Regions from separate parts of the Mus musculus genome. Here region 2 is linked to region 1. The links are chromatin loops, found by intact Hi-C in ENCODE. Cell type or tissue: gastrocnemius. All regions are shown on one strand. Each heading gives the region's core, and the rest is flanking DNA. Links, peaks and the distances in the headings are about the cores only.

Region 1 (7,623 bases), core at 1,064-6,063:
AAAAGAGACACATTTGCTAAATGATGCTCCAAAACAAAAGACAAAATACAACTTTTAAAGATAATTGAGGCATATAGACAAAGAAAACTAATACAGGGCATTGTTAATTTAAAGACTTATTCAAATATAGATGTCATTACTCCACATAAAACTTGTACTGCTATGCGACAGAGTATCAAAGCAACCCCAGTCCAGTCAGTCCCATCTGTTTTTGATTCAACTACACAGAAGAGGTCTGGATATGAGCTTTGGAAGATCCTTTGCTCTCCCTGCTTCCCCACAAATGGTTTGCCTTGTTTTTTGGATATGACTGGTATATCATATATAAAACCTCCTCATTACATAAATGTGCTTGTACACCACAGAGTCAATTCCAATTAAAATTCTAGCTTCAGGCTAGACTACTTGGTACTTAGTATATATGGCAAAGATGAGTTATCAAGGAAAATTTATTTAAAAGGAACAGGACTAGAAACTAGAAAATAACTCAAAACAGCTAATGTCTGAAAACTTCATTATTTGCAACATAAAGGTACTCAAAATTCTAATAGCTCACTGGACAGTGTGGGCACTCCGGAGGCTGAGGAGGAATCACTTTAGTAGAGGAGATCATGACTATCATAAGGAAAACCAAGGACCACATCTCAGAACAAACAGCAGCTAAGGTGGTAAATGGCAGTGACATATGCACCATCCTTCCTTCCTCTCCTTCCCTTTCTCAGCCTGTTAAGCGCTAGCACTGCACTGTGTGCGATGGTGTGCAGCTTCTACTGCTTCCCCCCACCCCACCCCCACTGCTCTTTTTCTTTTCTTTTCTTTTCTTTTCTTTTCGGTTTTGGTTTTTCGAGACAGGGTTTCTCCGTGTAGCCCTGGCTGTCCTAGAACTCACTTTGTAGACCAGGCTAGCCTTGAACTCAGAAATCTGCCTGCCTCTGCCCCCTGAGTGCTGGGATTAAAGGTGTGCGCCACCACGCCCGGCAAGTTAATTTTTAAGTGAGAAAATCCTGGGTGGAATGGACAGTCATGGTTGGTGTGAAGAGTACTTAAGGGCCAAGAACAGTAGCTCACACCTTTAACCCCAGCACTCAGAAGGTGGATCTTTATGAGTTTGAGGGCAGTGTGGACTACATAACAAGTCCAGGCCAGTCAGAACTATATAGTAAGACCTAGTCTCAAAAAGTAAAACCAATAATATTTAAGATATGTTCTTACCTAGGCACTCGTGGATCATGCCATGTGCTCACACCAGTCTGAGTATGTAAGAAATATACCTGACCCTGCTGCGTTGTCCTTTGTTCTGTAAAATAAAGAAGACATACTCAGTTTTTCATATTCAATCAAACACTATTACACTGGGTAATACTCTAATAGGATAAAAATCTCCCAATCTCAGTTTATTTTCTTACCCCCCCCCCCCAAAAAAAAGGCTTCAGAAATTATATATTCAGACAGGTATGATAAATCCCAATACTCAGAAGACAGAGGCAAGCCGATCTCTGAGTTTTCTGAGTTTTGAGGCAAGCCTGGTTTACATAGTGAGTTCTAAGCCAATCAGGGCTACTTAGTGAGACCTGTCTCAAAATAAATCATTTGTTCATTCTCTGGAAACAACTTTATAAATGGTGATGAGGTACAGCCATTATCCCAAAAGCGAGAAGACAACTCAGAGGAAGAGGCTAGCCACTTTAAAAATTGCTTTAACAGAGCTTTTTAAAAATTTTAAAACACTTTTAGACTAATGATTTTTTTTTATGATGGCAATTTTATACGCAAATTTGTGATTTCTCTTTTGTTAACAAAGATATTTCAAGATTCTTCCTGGACTGCAAGCAAGGTGTCACAAACCTGCAATCTCAGCATGCAGGAGGCAGAGGCAGTGACAACAAGTCCAAGTCTACCCTGGGCTACCTATGAAAACTCCAGGCCATCTAGGGTATAAAATAGAGACTCTAAAGTCAACAAAACACAGCACATAGTCATAAAACTCATTTTAAAAGCACAATGGAAATCCGTGCACTGTGGGGAGAAAAAAGTATATGAGCTCCAAGCCTGGAAGGTGTAGAGAAGCCATGGGAAGACAGTAAGGAGCTTCTTCAACTGTTACGTTTCAGTTGTTGTCTTCTGCATGGAAACTCATTTTAACAAAATACAGTGGAAATGCCAATGTATGAGATAATAAAGCACACTGTGTCTAAGAAGGAAGTCTGCAAGGAAGTCAATGAACAACTCCCACCTAAGTACAGCTTTGAGGACCAGAAGAAACTCACTGACTAATTTGCCTGCCTTCAATCCCAAACACTAAGAAAAAACCCAAAACTGACAACAGCTACAATAATTTCAGCCTTGGTAACTACTTTATTTTACTTATTTTATTTTATTATTCCATTTTATTCTTACAAAAGAATATCTGAACTCAAATCACATACACTGTAAAAATAAAGTTCACCTTTACTCCAAATAACCTGGCTGATAAACTCCATAAGAATTATCTCCAAAATATAAATGTAACAACAGATATATTTTCCTAACTTGCTTTTTTTTTTAAAGATTTATTTATTTATTATATGTAAGTACACTGTAGCTGTCTTCAGACGCACCAGAAGAAGGCATCAGATCTCTGTTACAGGTGGTTGTGAGCCACCATGTGGTTGCTGGGATTTGAACTTCAGACCTTTGGAAGAGCAGTCGGGTGCTCTTACCCCCTGAGCCATCTCACCAGCCCCCCCTAACTTGCTTTTTATGTCAAACATAGACACTTCATTCACTGGAGATTCTGTCATTTCTTGCAACAAACCAACATGGTTACTATTACTCCTCTCATTTTACTGAAGAAACCTAGGCTCTCAGGGTTAAATAATACGATTGGTATCAGGCAAAGCCAGGTCTGTTTCCCATGCTGGAACCACTCATTGCAACGCAAGTCAAATGATAGGATATAGGAGTGAGATGAGACTTTTTTCAGAATAAGATGCTAAAATTTATTTTAAAATAAAACTATAATTATTTGTTTGTAAAATAGTTTTTATATAAATTCTACAGTAAAAATAAATTACTTAGAAAATGTAATTCCCAATTTTGGTCATTAGGCGTCACTATCACAACATCTATAGTATTAGGCAGAAAAGGAAGTCAGTATCTGTCTCCAAAGTCTCACTAGAAGTCTAAAGTAAAGATGAGCCTGTACAATAGCATTGCTATATCTTTGCATAGTGTCTGCTTGCAAAGTAGTCTCATTTCATTTCATAAGCTTCCTATAATAACCAAGTGATTCACATCCATCACATTTTATTATAAAGGAACATACAAGCTAAGGTTCATAAGTGATTATGGCCAAACTGTTACACAGACTTCTAATCATTACAGACTTTTTAAAATTGGAGATTTACTTTCACAGAGAATTCCTAATCCCTGATTAGCACCCCTCTACTGTCTAGTGTAGTATGTCTCTCCTATGACCATTCCACAGATGAACACAGGCCTTGATGGTGTTAGCATCCTCAGGCCTAATTAACTTTCAGACGTTATCATTTTAAAGCACAGTGTGGTGGTATACACTTATAACCCCAGTATGTGATGAGTGGGCAGAGAAAGGAACTCAGGAGTTCAAGGGCTGTCTGCCTACACTGTAAGTCTGGGCTGTATGAGACCCCATCTCAAAACAGACAACAATAACAATTTTTTTAAAAGTTAGTTCTCTGGCTGAGTGGTAGTGGAGGCTCACACCTTTAATCCCAGCACTCAGAAGGCAGCAACAGGTAGATCTCTGAGTTGGAGGTCAACCTGGTCTACAGAGAGAGCTCCAGGAGAGCCAAGGTGACACAGAGAAACCCTGTCTCAAATAAACAAACCCAAACAGTTAGGTCTCTGATGTTCTTAAAGCAAGGTGAGTGTTCCCTTTGCTGTTACCGTACCATAGCCTTCCGGTAGGTCTGGAGGAGTGTGTAAGTGTGTCCTGCTCATGTAATTTCTATGTCGCTGGGACCTGACTCTTCTCTCTGCTAGTCTGGGGTCTGAAGAATGTCCACACGTTGCACCATTTGTTCCAGTAATTGGAGTATTCTCATCCACAAAGCAGCTGAGGGGTCTGCCAGGACTAGAATATTCTGACGCCGGTCTATTGGAAAGTGACAAGGGAAAAATGTTACCAATTTAGACATCAAAACCAGAGTCTCTAGACAACATGTACACTATGGTGAGAATATAGTAAATCAGGCAAGAAAATGAGATGAATAAAGGAGACACAATTTCAATTAAGTTTTTTAAATATCCATACATACTTGTATATGTGCTACTTGGTCACTAAGCAGAAGGAGTTAGACCTGATTTCCATCATTTTCCCTCTCACAGGGTTTCTGACAGGTAAGTGTTCCTCTACACATTTAATTTGCCCAAGTCATGTGACCTTTAGTCCTTGGAAACAGCACCTCTTTCTAGGTATGGCTCTTTGTCACTCAAAACACAGTTTATGCTTAAACATCAGCTCCTGAGTACACAACTCACCCTACAATTTGATAGCAAACAGTTCCCAACTTTATAATGGAATAACTTAGAAGTTTTGTTGGTTTTGTTTTTGGGGAAAAGACCTCACTCTGTACATCAGGCTGGCTGTGATTCATAGCAATCCATTTGCCTCAGCCTCCTGAGAGCCAGGACTGCAGGCATGAGCCACCACGTGGATCCAGCTCTCAACTTGTCATTTCTTGACCTTTTAATAGTCAGAAGCCATAGCAGCTAGTCAAAAGTGCACTTTAAATGCTTACCTTTTTTAGGGTTAGTGAGTGATATACATGGTATAGAGATCTTCAAACTATTAGGTAACAGCCGCAAGCTACAACTCCCAGTCAACTACCATGAGGAGGGTAAGTAATGGCTACTCTTATAGCATACCTCATTGTTAAGCTACATGTAATAAAATATGCATACTGGACATAACTTTTTCAGTTTTAACTTCATTGGACAGAATCCTAATCATTAAGTCAATTAGTTATGTCTGGTATTTATTTATTCATTTATTTATACCTGTGTGGTTTTTTTGTTTTGTTTTGTTTTGTTTTTTTTCCCGAGACAGGGTTTCTCTGTATAGCCTTGGCTGTCCTGGAACTCACTCTGTAGACCAGGCTGGCCTCGAACTCAGAAATCCGCCTGCCTCTGCCTCCAGAGTGCTGGGATTAAAGGCGTGCGCCACCATGTCCAGCTATACCTGTGTTTTTGTTCATTGTTCTCTACAATATTCCTGGAAGGAAGGACATTTAGGTGGCTCATTCTCTATTATAAATAGCTATGTCACTCCGTTACTCACATGTAAGGAATAAAAGTACCTTAAATGTTATCAAATACGGAAGCTAATCTGTCTCATCAAGGAATTTTTATTTTATAAAGTAACCTTCAAAAACAACAGGTAATGGAGTTCATTTTCACTGGTTTTGTTCCTGCTTTGTTAGCACTAGGTAGGAAACCTAGGGCATCACTGGGGCTAGGAAAGTTCTCTACCACTGAGCTGTATTTCCAACCCAAAAACTCATTTTCTTTCTTTCCTTGAGGCAGGGTCTCACATCATAGCAATTCTCCTGCTCAGCCTCCTGGGCAGTGAGATTAGACATGTAAGCCATCACATCTAAATTAAAAGCTCTTTTTTAAGAGGTATTCTTTTTTAAGTGGGTATTCTGTCAGCATGCCTGTATCATGTAAGTGCTCAGTGCCCTTGCCAGAAGAAGACATCAGATTTTCTGAGACTGGAAACACAGACAATCAGGAGCCACCATGTAGGTGGCTGGGAATCACATCTGAGTCCTCTGCTAGAGCAGCCAGTGCTTTTACCTATCAAAGCATCTCTCCAGACCCAGAAACTCATTTTCAAACTAACATGTGTTAAGGGGGAAAAACGCTTTACATACACGTGGAAATTAAAGATGAATTAGAAGAAAGCAGGCTTCACTTAAACACTGCTATGAGTATAAATTCATATGTGCTACTAGAATAAAAATAGGTTCTTCAGCTTAACTGATACCCTAGGCAGCTTGTATCAGAAATAAATGTAACTTTGAACTAAGCATTTTAAAAAAAATAATAAGATAGTTCATGACACCTCAGCCTAAACAAAGAACTTGAGGCAACTAACAAATGCCAATAGCAGGAGAAACAGTCTTCCCTAGGGAAGAACACATCAGCTGTTATCTATTACCCATTAGTCAGTCCTAAAAACATACACACAATTGACTGAGTGGGTCGTATTTTTCTATTTAGAAATATATATGCATAGATATATAGACAGACAGACAGACAGATAGATAGCAACATTTTTTAAGGTGATAAATTTGAAAGAAGGGTAGCACATGGAAGGGTTTGGAGGAAAGAAAGGGAAGTGGGAAATTGTAAGTAATAGCTTAAAAGTTTTAAAATGGCAAGGCTTTAATCAGACATTCATAATGTACTAAGCTGGGTGTGGCAGCATGCACTTGGGAGGATGAAACAGTGGGGATCTTGAGTTTAAGGGTAGGCTGGACTATATTCCGTTCTAGGCTAGCATGAGCCAGCGAGCAAGACAACAGCAGAGAGAAGGGAGGAAGGGATGGAGGGAGGAAGGGACAGAGGGAGGGAGGAAGGGACAGAGGGAGGGAGGAAGGGACAGAGGGAGGGAGGAAGAGAAAAGCGAGCAAGCTTGATTTCAGTAGTTAAACAATCCTCAATAAGCAAAAGCAGATACAGCTAGTGAAAACCATTTAATAATTTATTCTGAGTGCCAGGCCTGTGTGGGAATCACCAGGGAAACCAATAAAACACTAGCAGAGATGGCATTACAGCTTTATCCTTACTGTAACAGGAGTACCGAGGAGGTAGAGCCCTCCCTCACCTTCCTCATTTTCAGCTGCTTGAAAAGCACTCCTTTTCAGTTCTTAAGCACTGCTTTGCACCCTGATGTCTCTACACAGGAAGTACCACAAAGACGGGGGGGGGGGGGGGGGGGGGGGGCGCCTCTATCTATCTACCTACCACCTGCCAAGATCTACTTCTACTTCTACTTCTGATTTTCCCTTGCAAGGCCACCATCTCCTCAGTATTCACTCAGAAACTCCCCTTCCATACGGGTTTTCTTGGTCATATACATTACTTAGCCATGATCTAATTGTATCCCTATGGAGATCTTAAATAAATAGTTCATAACAGCCATCAATACTCAAATACAAACTAATAACACCAAGAAACAAAATAACTAGGTAACCTAGTCATGCATTTGGTTACTGAGCACCACTGTGAAAAGGCTTTGTTGACCACTACTGCTTTTTAAAAAGTAATAGTAGTCAGGCATGGTAGCACATTCCTTTAATCCCACCACTGGGGAGGCAGAAACAGATGGATCTCTGTGAGTTTGAGGCCAGCTTGCTCTATACATATGATTCCAGGACAACCAGGGCTATCTATGTAAAGAGACACTGTCTCAAAAACTAAAACAAGTCATTGTACTTCAAATATAATTATTGTAATTACATTATAAAATAGAATTTAAATATAAATATTTTAAAAATAATAATACCACTCACTCTAAGACCTAATGGTTTAAACCAGTATAAAGCATGGGGAAATCAGATAACAGAGAGAAATCCAGGAAAGGTTAGCACAGACCAT
Region 2 (7,623 bases), core at 1,743-6,742, 190 kb after region 1:
ACAAGTCCTGCAGACAGACTCACTCCACGAAGGGCTTCATTTTAACCACATTAACATCCCATCCTCCAGAGTAGACCAAAATGCCATAGTCTTTTGTTTGTTTTTCGTTGCGACAGGGTCTTGCTATGTAGACCAGCCTGGCCTGAGCCTCTCTGTATAGACCAGGCTGGTCTCAAACTCACAAATTTCCTCTGACTACCGTGCCTAGCGTAACTGTAATGTTGTAGTCTTGACTTTGTAGGAACAGTATCTTTTATCTGAAGGAACAACTTACTATGACCACTCCACTGGCCGATCCTTCAGTAGGGCAGGATCGTGTTTGAAGAGTGACTTAGTTCAGCACACTGAACACCGGTGCTTACCTGCTGGCCTTGAATCCTTTTAGTTTCTGTACAAAGAATGATTCAAGAACTTCTGCACACTGGTAAAAAGGGGTGTCACGGGGATTGTAATAACGGCAGTTATCAAAAATTTTGGTCATATCTGCCACGAACTCTGTCAGCTTTTCATAATACCGTTTTTGTATTCTTTCTTCCATGGTGGCAAGGTCTTAAAAACACAAAACAAAATATTTTCAAAGCTTTAAGGTCTTTCCCAGTGTGATCAGGGCCTGCAGCTCTCATGAACTCAACATGTGTTATGTTGAATCTTTCTGAATCTGATTCTCCATGTCTGGAGGCTAGCTTGCCATTCATGAGAAATGTTCTGTTTTGGGTTCTAAGACAGTAATCCTGGCTGCTGCTAAGAAGGCTCTTTCATATTTAATTAACCACACAGAACAATATCCATTATTCAACTGCTTTACAGTAAAGAAAACTATGCCAATTGGTTTTATGCATATAAAAGTATTTTTTTGTTGTTTTGTTTTGTTGTTGTTTTGAGAGACAAGGTCTCTCTATATAGCTCTGGCTATCCTAAAACTCACTCAGTAAAATAAACCAGGCTGGCCTACAACTCCCAGAGATCTGCCTGCCTGTGTTCCAAATGCTGGGATTAAAGGGATGCACCACCATACCCAGCAGAAATTGTCTTTATCTTTGAAAGTAGACTAAAATAACAAACACAAATCACTATGCATACTAAGGTTAATTACAATTCAGGGTTATGAATACCACCACCACCACCACCACCACCACCAGCAGCATGTCATGGCCTTTAGTAACACCCTGCTACCTGCCTCAAAGCGACCCACCAGTTTTGTTTGTTTTCCAGATAGGGTTTCTCTGTATAGCCCTGGCTATCCTAGAATTTACTCTATAGACCAGGCTAGCTTCAAAGATCTGCCTTCTTCTGTCTCCCACCATTTTAAAGTTAGTCCACACCATGGAGACAATTTAATGCATATTTATGAACTTTTAGCAAATATACAACTGTCTGGGAATTGTGTATACCAATATTGCCTGTGCCCAAGAGGCTGAGGCAGGAGAATTATATGTTCTGGGCATCCAAGACTACAGAGTGTGACCCTATTTCAAAACAATAGGGAGTGGGGCATGACTAGAAAATAATGTTTATAGTTTAAAGCCCAGAGATAAATGGGTAACTTTAACTTTTTCCCATGGTGTCTTGTAGCTCTGTATGCCCTGGACATGTCTACAGAGGAGGCACATTGTTCCTGTGGTAACAAAGGGAAAGACACAGGAAAGTACCCTAGCTCTTTGAAAAAACTAGGAGCAGTGGCTCACACCTGCCAGGCCTGCATGCTTCGGTCTGAGGAAGAGGACTGCTGGAGTGGTGGATGACAGCCAAGATGGACTACAGAATGAACTCTGTGTGCCAAACACCGCGAGACAAAAATAATTTAAAAAGTTGAAGTTGGCTAATAAATTAAGAAACACTCAATTTCTTAATCCCATGGATGTGTACTGAGCAGGAGGCAGTGGTGAGAAAGGAGTCAGTCAGACCTCTGGTATAGATGATGCTAACCACCATGTATCTGGGTGCTGGGAACTGAAGCCTGCTCTGTGGGCAGAGCCTCAGCTGTCCTACCTGTTGGGCAATCTCTCTAGCTCCAGTAAATTCAACTTCTAGACCACACAAAGTCATCATTATCCAAAGAGACTAACGCAGCGGCTATCCTGGGTCTCAAGTGTACAATGCACTCCACCTCTCAGCCCTGGGATGGATCTCACCGAGTCCTCCTTTCCTTCTTCTCTGTGTTCTCTCCTCTTTAAGAATACTTTAACAATACAATTCTTCTAACAGCTATGAAGGGACTGCTCCACACGTTTGGAAGTCTTTTTGCTTTGGTTTTGGAACTTCTCCAGTATTCTGAAACATGACCTCATGTAGCTGCCACTCTTGGTACCTTCAGGGACAGCTGCTCTACCAGTGTTTTCTCTCCTGGAGAAAGAAGGGTCTCCATTGCATCAGGCTGGGTTCACTGACTGCACTCACTGTCTGTACAGCTGCACAGGTCTCTACTCATACACATTCTGACGCAGAGGCTCCTGGGCCGACAGCTTGTTCATTTCCAGTGTTTAGCCACCATAAACACTGTTGAGGAATATACACTTGTCCCATTAAGCTGCTGGCTCAAAGGCATGCATATGTAAATTTAATAGATATTCCCAGATGGTGGTGCCTTCCTCTAACCTCAGCATTGGGAGGTGCACTCCAGGGTCGAGTCAGCCTGGACTAAGTACCTAGGAAACCCAGCTTCAAAAGACACATCAAGTAAGCATCCCAACTGACTGACACAGTTACACCGTTGCCTGCACGTCCAAGATACTCTCCCTCATCAGCTTCATGGTGAGAGATCAATGTCCAAGACTTGTGAAACTCGTCTTCCTATTTAGTGCAAGCACTTACCCATTGGCTCTTTAATAACACCGTAATAATCCGGTGCATCATTGGGGTCTACCGGTTCAAGGAAAGGCCACGCCATCTTGTGGGCCTACAACAGAGAGCAAGTGTCATGGCTGTCAGTAGAAACACTAACAAACATATACAGACACCAGAAACACACAGTGTGTGTAAATATGTATGTATGTATGCATGCATGTATGTATGTATATATTAAATATAATATATATACTGCTATTATTCAGTTGCCTCACTGGATCAACAAACCTTGAAAATTCAAGTGAGCTTTACATTAGAGAAATGAAATTATCCACACAAGGTGATTTGGGTGATAGTCAGAGATTTTCTTTCTTTTTTCTTTTAAAAAAATTATTTATTTATATTTTATTTTATTTTATTTATTTTATGTATATGAGTACACTGTAGCTGTACAGATGGTTGTGAGCCTTCATGTGGTTGTTGGGAATCGAATTTAGGATCTCTGCTCTTTCCGGTCGGCCCCGCTCGCTCCAGAAGAGGGCATCAGATCTCATTGCAGGTGGGAGACAGCCAAGTGTGCTAACATAACGTCCTATATTGACACCCATCTCCATTACTCCCAATCTTCCCACTAGTGAGAAAATAACCAGACTTGATCAAACGGCTTTCTCATCTATGCCTACGTGATATACTTTTCTTCAAGAAATAAACTGAAAGGAAAGCAAATGGTGAGCACTCTTCAGTGTCAGGTAAGCAACAGTGGAGATGGCGCCTGTCTGTCAGTGTGTGATGAGCAACTGCGGAAGTGGCACTTTCAGTAAACTTCATGTCACCGGCACGTGCAGAGGTGCCCTTTGTCCAGCCCCTCCCTCTGGGGGCTGGGAGACAGCCAAGTACGCTCACTGGAGAATGGGAGGGTCAAACCTGCGTCCACAGTGAGGCAGCTGAGCTTCACCGTCAGATGCAGCGGTCAGCAGCCTCTCACCTGTAAGGAGCGCAGCACCCTCTTCAAGCCCTCATAATCTTTCTCTGTCAGTGGTGTGAGCACTGTCATGGCGTCCTCTGTCGACTGGCACTGTGGACAGACATACTCATCAATGAGATCTGCCTCACTTTGCAAGATGCCAACACAGCGCCCGTGGTACCAATTCTGACACCGATCACAGCCAATATAAAATCTGCAAGATCCAAAATGGAAATGTGAGGCCAAAGGACTGGCTGCTTCTGCTCAGACTTTGCTTTTACCCATCATGCAACTGAACACAGGCTAACCCCTGGGGTATAAGGTAATTTTAGCATTATTATTGTTTTACTACTTTTGAGAGCGACATTATTAACCAAGTACTTTAGATGTTAAGAACAGTTGTAAACATATTAAAAAGTATTGTGTGCTAATGGGGAACCAATCTGAAGAAAAGTGTGAAACATTTGATTGACTTTAAAGCTCAAAATAAGGCCCCAAACATCTTTCAACTAGTCCCAAATCAAATGAGTGTTCAGTCAGCGAGTTAGCAACAGCCCCAGCTCTTCCTAAAGGGTGCATCGAGCTGTACAGAGCACCGCTTCAGACACACAGGCTGTTTTCCTCACATTACTCTGTGACATAGTGAAAAATCAATTCTACCATTATAACCCCATTTCCCCCAGTGCAACTCAACCATTCACTAGGAAGCAACATACATTTTGAAGGAGAGGGAAAGAGGGAAGAGAGGAGAAACCGGAAAAGCTTTGTAACATAGGTGTATAGACACAGCAGAGAGGCCCTGCTTTTTCATTTTTAGGTAAGTGACCAATCGAGCAATGCGGCTTCCTGAATTGTCAAACAGACGCTCTTATCAACTCACTGTGACTCATCATAAGGTGTCCTGCAGATACAGTACAATTCCTCACTGCTGCCCTCTTGTGCCCGCTTACAATCATTACAGATGTACACATCCATTTTCTTAGCCTCCTTTTCTGTGATGCCAACACATTCTCCATGATACCAGTTAGTACAAAGATCACAGCCAATATAGAACCTAAAAGCATTCACAATGAAAATGACACTGTAGTTGTCATTTTGAGCTGCATGGTATGTAAATCTGTCTTCTCTACCCTGATTTGCTTTCTTACAGGATAATTTCTGCAATGAGTCAGCTAAACACCTTGAATGCACCAGTCTACCAGTGGCAAACACAGCATCTGACACTTGACCAAGGGTGGACACATCGTCACTCACATCCATTTCAGCAGACACACTGTTTAGTGAAATATGGGTCTTAAAACATACTGGAATTTGAAAAAAAACAAAAACATACGGATGGAAATGGCTTCCTTTTAATGAATGTGTGTGAAACTGTAACAGGCACAGAAACCAAAGCCAAAGAATCAAAGACTTACATCTGTCAAACCTACTCTACAGAAGCCATTTCAATACCAGGGCTATTTCTTAGATAGGTTTGAAAATGTATCTCACAAACTAAAATTGGAGACAAAGCAGAGTGCAAACACCAAGGACAAGTTACAGGACAGGACATGCAGGCCAGCCAGGTGGAGAGGACAATGTCACACGTGCTAGGAAGGAAACTAGGAGAGGTCCATGTATGTAGTCATTCCTGCTTACAGAGCCTGGGGAGGGGAGGGGAGGGGAGGAGCCCAGGCTTTGACACAAGGGTCTGGGGGAAACCAGCAGCTCTCTAAAGCATCTCTGTCCCTGCTGGTGGGAGCTGTGCAGGCCTGCATCACTCACAGGCAGCCAGGCTGGCCTTGCCATCACTGGTACCCTGCCCTCGACCAGGCTGTCTCTGCTATGTTAACCTGAGGAATGCCCGCCTCATGACTGTGAGGGAGTAACACACAGTGAGGTGCCTCAGCCCCCTCCCAGTGAGCCTTTCTTTTGACCTGGGATGCCCATACTCCCCTACTCAGGTGAGGACCTGGTGAGTTACTTTAAATGTTGCCTCTTGAAGGTGTTATGTGCGCTGGAAGGAACTTCAGAACCTAAGTTTCCAATTTTTAATAACTTTCATTAGAAGCTAGTGACACAATGCTCAAACCAGGCTGGTCTGGTCTGGTCTGAGATGTCAGCAAACACTATGACAGGGGGTGAATGAACCTGTTGTGTGGAAATGTCAATGGAAAACCAAAAAAAAAAAAAAAAACAAGAAGTGAACTAGCCAGAAACCATGGGCAGCGTCAACAGAACGAGCACATGTGTGTGTGTGCCTCATTTTAAGCAATGCCAAGATCCCAAGAAGGTTTCATCAAAGTTTGTGTCAGCTCAAAGCTGACCTTTATATAAAGTCGCATCTGTGGTGGGGTTCTGTGTCTCAGTAATCCTCTTGAGTATTTTACTTAAAGTGAGGCATACTTATTTGTACAGACTACAGGGCAGCGCTCCTTACATGATGGATATTCACCAATGAGGGACACATGCTGGGACGTGAAGATGGCCACACCCTGCTGAGCTCAACAGGGAGTGTGTCTCCCAGCAGAGCTTCCAGAGCTTCTGACTGACATTTGTAAACTGATGGTGACTTAGGACCCATGGAGTGGTCTCCACAGACCCACATGCACAGGCAGTAAGGATTTCTAACTCTGTTTTAAAAGTACAGTTAAACTGCTGGGTACTGTAAAATGATACTGTGATTCTTGGAAGCTTACAAACACTGTCCTACACCTGCATGTTCTAGACAGAAGTTAAATACATCACTGAATAATAGAAATAACAACAACAAAAACAAAACAAAACAAAACCCAAAACAATAAATAAAGAAGAAAAACAAGAAAGTATATTTATGGAGTAACATCTAACATCTCTAAAAATCTCATTCATGTCACCAAATACAAGTCATGACTGTCAAAAACAGCTTCCAATTGCCACGCTCATCATGTTCTGACTGCGAAACTCACAAAGTGGATAAAAGGAATACTTTTGTTTTTTGCTTTTGATTACAAATATCATGGAAACACAGACAACAATACTAACTTGCAATTTTTTTCTTTCTTTCTTTCTTTTTTTTTTTTTTTTTTTTTTTTTACAGGGACCTGATGAGGCCTCCTTGGACCATCCATTTTAGGATAGACTCTGAGATCTGGCCAGGGAGAGCTGGGACAGCAGCCTCTGCAAAATGCAGTGCTGGCAGATTAGGAGCGAGGCTACAAAGAACTTTTGGAAAGCAAAGAGGCCACAGCAAGCTTGTTTTTGACAGAAAAGGACATGGCTGAGGACAAGCAAGCCCGAGCGCCTGTGAAACAGCCCCCTAACTGCACTGATGCCAAGCACCTGGTGGAGCCCAGCCTCACACCTGCCCGCCCTCTCCCAGTGCTGCCAACTGCTTGCTCAACTACAAAGCTGGGGGACAGGCACGTACTTGGACTCATCGTACGGTGTCTTGCAGATGCAATATAGCCTGGTGTCCTTCTTGGCCTCCTTAGAGGTGGTAGAGATCATCTTCTTCTTCTTGGACTTAGAGTCCTTCTCTTCCTCCCGCTTCCTCTTCTGGGAAGTGACAGGCAGTGGGGCTGTGGGGTGGCCTGCAGGTGGCAGACTGTGTGTGGAGGGAGGCGGAGAACGAGGAGGAGCTGGAGGGGCTGCCGGTGCAGGCGCTGGCACAGGGGCTGGCACGGAGGGTGTGGGCACTGAGGCAGCATTGGCCTGTACCGCCTGGGCCATCTCCCTCTCTCGTTTCATTTTCAGGTCTCTTTTCAGCTCTTCCTGTGGTCAATTGAAGACAAACAAATAATCAACAGGGTTACAGGATGGGGCAACTTGGACAGGAACTGGACATTACCTCCACTTGCCAAATAGTTCTTTTTGTCTGTTTTTTGTTTTCCAAGACAGGGTTTCTCTGTGCAGCC

Evidence for each region. A loop is a pair of places that touch in the nucleus more often than their neighbours do. Peaks named below come from ENCODE experiments on the same cell type or tissue, not always from the same donor. Only the 100,000 strongest peaks of a DNase experiment are listed, where the experiment ranks them.
Region 2: it touches region 1 in a loop (3-fold over the local background); 7 of 42 quality-filtered maps call a loop at or near these places.

Annotation. Positions count from the first base shown.
Region 1 is chr11:106,848,536-106,856,158 of GRCm38, forward strand. Smurf2 (SMAD specific E3 ubiquitin protein ligase 2) reads right to left here. Exons shown (of 19, transcript NM_025481.3): 8 at 3,912-4,114; 9 at 1,213-1,297. Among named protein-coding and RNA genes, the nearest start is that of Cep95, 63 kb to the left of the region's middle. In gastrocnemius, for the core only: a CTCF peak has its summit at 3,084; no DNase peak of the experiment used is centred there.
Region 2 is chr11:107,039,864-107,047,486 of GRCm38, forward strand. Bptf (bromodomain PHD finger transcription factor) reads right to left here. Exons shown (of 28, transcript NM_176850.3): 24 at 7,137-7,480; 25 at 3,770-3,962; 26 at 2,812-2,896; 27 at 363-549. Among named protein-coding and RNA genes, the nearest start is that of 1810010H24Rik, 18 kb to the left of the region's middle. In gastrocnemius, for the core only: a CTCF peak has its summit at 4,688 (motif pointing left); a DNase peak (open chromatin) is centred at 4,676; H3K27ac peaks cover 1,707 bases.